Regions from separate parts of the Homo sapiens genome. Here region 2 is linked to region 1. Evidence: chromatin loops called from intact Hi-C (ENCODE). Cell type or tissue: endothelial cell of umbilical vein. All regions are shown on one strand. Links, peaks and the distances in the headings refer to the core of each region. The heading gives the core; the rest is flanking DNA.

What was found. Peaks named below come from ENCODE experiments on the same cell type or tissue, not always from the same donor. Only the 100,000 strongest peaks of a DNase experiment are listed, where the experiment ranks them.
Region 2: it touches region 1 in a loop (4-fold over the local background); 34 of 110 quality-filtered maps call a loop at or near these places.

Annotation. Positions count from the first base shown.
Region 1 is chr2:27,884,098-27,887,017 of GRCh38, reverse strand. The region is part of intron 1 of RBKS (ribokinase); the gene reads left to right. Among named protein-coding and RNA genes, the nearest start is that of RBKS, 4.8 kb to the left of the region's middle. In endothelial cell of umbilical vein, for the core only: no CTCF peak of the experiment used is centred there; DNase peaks (open chromatin) are centred at 1,237 and 2,247; H3K27ac peaks cover 2,330 bases.
Region 2 is chr2:27,778,166-27,781,085 of GRCh38, reverse strand. MRPL33 (mitochondrial ribosomal protein L33) reads right to left here. Exons shown (of 4, transcript NM_004891.4): 4 at 1,353-1,653. The coding sequence ends at 1,604. Among named protein-coding and RNA genes, the nearest start is that of MRPL33, 7.9 kb to the right of the region's middle. In endothelial cell of umbilical vein, for the core only: no CTCF peak of the experiment used is centred there; a DNase peak (open chromatin) is centred at 1,415; H3K27ac peaks cover 2,226 bases.

The DNA of each region.
Region 1 (2,920 bases), core at 117-2,616:
GGATGTGGACATACTTTGGGAGAGGGGAGCAGAGAGTATGTTATTTTTGCTACCACAGTGGTTAAGCTTGAAGTAAAAAATCCTACAATATTTAGTTCTCAGAGACTCTTTGAAGCCTATCATTCTATCCTCACATTTTACAAGTGAGATAAGGAAGAGAGCTTCAATGACTTACTCCAAATCACACAGCCAGTAAGTGGTTACTTACTGGCTAGTAAGTGGCTAGTAAAGGCTACTACCCAGGTCTCCCAATCCTTAACCTTTCTTTTTTATTTTTTTAAATATATATTTTCTATTTTTTATTTTGTTAAAGATGGGCTCTCGCTATATTGCCCAGGCTGGTCTTGAACCCCTGGGCTCAAGCGATCCTCCTACTTGGTGTCCCAAAGTGCTGGGGTTACAGGCGTGAGCCACCGTGCCTGGCCCCAATTCGTACCTTTCCATTATATCATTCTACCTCTAACTCTGACTAGTGTTTATTGCCCTTTTCATCTACAGTACATTTGATAGCTTGTAGTCTGTACATTCATTGTTAACTTTATAAACTGATAAGGAATAACAACTAAGGATTTATAATTTTCAAGTCTAAAGATAGTATCTTTATTACTGTGCCTTATTCCTAAATTTAACTGTAACTAGCCTGGACACGCATGCCTATTCTTTAGTATCACTTCAGAAATAAAACTGCTTCAATAACTAAGCCCTTTTAGATGGCATCCAAGCCCAACTTACTTTATATATTACATTACTGTGTGCCAGACACTGCTAATTCAATCAATGAATAACCTTTTTTTTCATTTCTAATTTCAGTCAGCTATGAATAGTAAGTCGTATGTAGTAATAATTTTTAAAAATCATTAGCTCATACAGCATGGCAAACAATTGAAATTATTTAATACTCACTTATATTTTTCTCATCATCCTCTTCCTTCTTGAACACTCATCTCTAAAGTTACACATTACAAAGATACAAGGAATCAACCCTGGTCTTATGGGATATAAAGTCAAAGATTTTCCAAAGACAGATTTCCACAACAAAACAACAATGTGTGAATATTTTTAGACGTTAGGCTCATAGGCCTTTGTTAATCATGTTTTCATTAGTAAACCTTATTTTTTATGACCTGTATCACCCATTTTTTTAATTATTCATTCAAGAAATATTTATTGAATTTATACTATGTGCCAGGCACTTCCTGATGTGCAGAGGATACAGCAGTGAAAACACAGACAAAAATCCCTGCCTCATGAAGTTTACATTCTAGTAAGACAGTATCAGTAGAAATAAGTTAATTACATAGTAAGTTAGGTAAAAGCTAAGGAGAAAAATTAAACATGTAAGGAGGGATGGGAATAGGAAGTTTAGATTACTGGCTTCAGAAAGCCTCACTGAAAAGGTTATTTAGAGTAAAGACCTAAAGGAGGAAAGAAAACAAGTCATAATCTGAGGGAAGAGCATTCCAGGCAGAAGGAATAGTGTACTCAAAGGCCGTATTCAGTGAAGAACATGGAGTCCAGTATGGATGAAGAAGAAAAAAAGAGTCAGGAGACAGCAATCAGTGATTAAAGGACATTGAGTCATACTTTGGATGAGATGAAAAGCTAGTGGAGGATTTGAGCAGGGGAGTGACATAATCTTATTTTGATTATAATAGGATCTCTCCAAGGGCTATATGAGAATAAATAGCATGAAGGGGAAGGCAAATACAGAAGCAGGGACACAAATTCAGAGTCAATCCCAACAATCTAGGCAAGAAATGATGGTAGCTTGAAAGCAGTGAAGTGGAGAGAAAGCATCTTTCTATTATATTTTTGGGGTAGAGTTGACAGGATTAGTGGAAGTTGACCTCTATGAAAACGCAGAAGATTGTATGCAGAGAAAGTTGGGTGGGAGAGGGCTGTATCAGGAGCACAGAGTGGAATTGGGAGGGTTGAGGTACCTACTAGATATCAAATTGAGGAGGTGAAGAAAATAGATACAAGAGTTTGGATCTCAAAGGAGAGGTCCAACCCGGAGATATAAATTTCAGAGTCATCAGTGTATCAATGGTATTTAAAGCCATGAGGCTGGATGAGATCACTGAGGGTCTGACCTCCTAGGGCACTACAACATTTAAAGGATAAATTTTTAATAAAATTGACTTCCTGTCTCTCTTCAAGTCTCTCTGCAGTCCTAAAACTTGCTTTGAGACGTGCTTAATACAAACCTATGTTTATATTTCCATAGCAATAGACTCTGATGTCAACTAAAACTCTGTGTTATCTTTTTACATGCTGCCAATTAAAAGTGATGGCTTGAGAGATAAGACTCGTGTTCACCCAAGCATCTAAGCTTAATCCTGCCAAATCAGGAAATGAGTGCCTAATTTTCAAAAGGTTTAATTGGATAGTGGAATAAGTGAATTTAGAAGCTTTTAGATCCAAAGCGGATGAAGCATTGGACCTAGATTACTTAAAAAAAAAAAGTTATGGCCAGGCATAGTGGTGGCTCAAGCCTATAATCCCAGCACTTTGGGAAGCCAAGCGGGTGGATCGCTTGAGCTCAGGAGTTAAGACTAGCCTGGGCAACATGGCAAAACCCGGTCTCCGCAAAAAATACACAAATTAGCTGGGCGTAGTGGTGTGAGCCTGTAGTCCCAGCTACTGGGGGGCTGAGGTGGGAGGATCGCTGGAGACCCAGAGGTTGAGGCTACAGTGAGCCTCGATTGTACACTGTACTTCAGCCTGGACAACAGAGTGAGACCCTGTTAAACATAAAAAAATAAAAGAGAGTTATACTGTACCTATCAAAGTTTGTATTTGTTTGACATAATAGAGTACTTTGTAACTGGGACACAGGTTACAGAGTCAAGAAGCCTCTTGGCTTGTCATATTTAGAACAGAGAAATCTCTTTTACAGTCACATTTTCAAAAACTAAAA
Region 2 (2,920 bases), core at 152-2,651, 110 kb after region 1:
CCCACCACTTTGGGAAGCAAGGCAGAAGAATTGCTTGAGCCCAACATGGCAAAACCTCATCTCTACTAAAAATACAAAAAATTAGCCAGGTGTGGTGGCACACACCTGTAGTCCCAGCTACTCAGGAGGCTGAGGTGGGAGGATAACATGAGCCTGGGAGTTCAAGGCTGCAGTGAGCTATGATCACACCACTACACCCCAGCCTGGGTGACAAAGCAGACCCTATATCAAAAAAAAAAAAAAAAAAAAGAAGTAACCACCACCTATGGGCCACATTCAACCCATGGGCTGAATAAGTAAGTCATTTGTTAAACCAGGTAAGTTTTTTTTTTTTTTAAGCAATTCATGCATGTCACAGACCCTTTACATCAGCTTAGCTAGGATCAGGTGAAAGATTTTTCTTGTAACTCAACACTATATACAGTTTCAGCCTAAAAAGAGCCAAGATCTCACCTATTATTACTTTGAACCAGAGCTTTATCAAAAGATGCCATAAAATAGCTGATTGACCATGAGGCCACAAGCCCTAAGACTCATCAACTATCTGCCTCTAATTCCACTGCCAGAGAGCTGCTCTTACATTTCCCTCAGAGCCAGGTTTGGGCCATGGAGAAGGAACTTCTTATTTTGTAGTCAGGGTGGGCACTGTATCATTCTCCCACACAAATGCTTTAAATGGGGTAGGATGTGAACCAACAGATCTTAAAATGAGCAGATCCTTTTCAACCGGGAACTTGACAAAGGAGAAAACTGGACAATTTTCAAAACTTGTGGGAAACAACAGCCTGAGTGAGAAAGTGTATGGCTCTGGGCAGGAGAGAGGTCCGTATCTGAACATTAGGGATTGCTCCCAGAATTCCATGCTAGTTAGCTGTGTGGTACCACCATGCCCCAGAAGTCTTAGCAGTGGCTTTATTGAAACACTATACCTTCTTTTATTTTAAAAGGAAAGAAAAATCTAGGGAATAAAGGAATCCAAAGCTGTCCCAGAAAATCCTAGATACTGCTTTGGTGATCTGGGTTTGAAAATATAGGCCTGTGGCATTTTTCCTAATTATATAAGCACAAATCAGAAATAGAGGTTCTCTTGGTTTGTGTTACAAGGCTCCTCTTTTTGTCATTCCTGGTCCCCCTTGCCATCTCTGTTATTACATGGGAGTTTCTTCAAGATCACTCTGGAATGTTACTCTGCCTTTTCTCTGAGTACAGAGGGAGCAGGCTGGAAACTCTTACATAAGTGTTGTTATGGAAACATTTATTACATGGAACAATGGTTATTTTTTAGTAATGTGGTTGATTTTTAAAACATCAAATAGTGGGGAAAAACATCACTAAGACACAATAGCACAGGCTATTTTAATATTTTTTATTAAGGGCTATAAAAATACCCAGAAAGATAAATAAATGTGATGCAATGATATCTGTCCTAATATGAAGAACTTTCTTTCACTGCATTGTTTTCCTTCACAATGGCCTTCAAATCACAGGAGGCAGTGATTCCATGCCATTTCCTCTTCTTTTATTACACGCTACAGGATTTCTGAATCAGTATCCCCGCCCTCAGTCTTCTCTTTATAAATCAAAGTCATTTTCAATCCACCGTTTAAAGGGAGCGTATTTTTTTCTTTTCCACGAAGAGGACTCTTTGTTTCACTATGGAGGGAGAAAAAAAAATTGTGGCAGAAAATTATTAAGTATCATCGCCATTTTTATAAAAAATACATATCAGACCATAAGCCCTCACCTTTCTCTTATTTTACTATTCCTTGATATGAAGATGGAGCTGATTTGCAAACTCAGTTCCTCCATCCCAGGAGCCAGGGCAGACTGGAGAAAATGGCTATAGGGCCACTAGCTAATCAGCAGCATCCTTGGTATGCCACAAGTCATATTCAACCAATGAAGAAATATTCACATTAAGAAAGAAAACTAGGGACAAAAATGGAAAACAATGTTTTCACCCAATTAATGTCCACTCTTGTAGGAGGTAAGCAAGGACAGACTGGGAGCTGGACTCCAGAAAGAGAGCAGCAAGAACCAAGTGGACCACGCTGTCTGGAAGAGTAATAGACACTAAACCTCTACTTCCCAGAGATGGGTTAATACACCCAAATACGGAGTTTTTAGTTTGGTACTATAATTAATATCATAACCAAAATCTCATTATTGTAAATATTAGAGTACAGTTCTCTGAAACAAAGTGCTACCGGCCTGGATGAAACACTGAAGGCTAGCTGGGCGCAGTGACTCACACCTGTAATCCCAGCACTTTGGGAGACCGAGGTGGTCATATCACCTGAGGCTGGGAGTTCAAGACCAGCCTGGCTAACATGGAGAAACCCCATCTCCACTAGAAATACAAAATTAGCCAGGCATGGTGGTGCATGCCTGTAATCCCAGCTACGCGGGAGGCTGGCGCAGGAGAATCACTTGAACCCGGGAGGCAGAGGTTGCAGTGAGCCGAGATCGCACCATTGCACTCCAGCCTGGGCAACAAGAGTGAAACTCCGTCTCAAAAAAAAAAAAAGAAAAGATTGAAGACTAGATGCTGAGCAGTAAGGCTTTCATATTTCTATAATGCCTTATGGCACTCGATTAACTTCCATCTCTCTCACACACACACCCACACACCCACACACACACACACCCCTACCTATTTCCTCTTTGCTAAAACAAAAACAAGAAAACACCAGAAATGGAATAATCACCCAAGGAAGATCCAGGAACTTAAACAACTATGACCTAACAATTCCTCACTTGTCCCTATCATACAGACATTTTAGCTTTTTTCTTCTACAGTCAATATGGATACTCTGCATATGAGATTCCCAAGCTATCTACGACTAAGAATGAGCTTATCTAAGTAAGTCCATTCTCACCTCCACTCCTACCTTAATTCTGGTTTAGTAGGGCTAGAGTT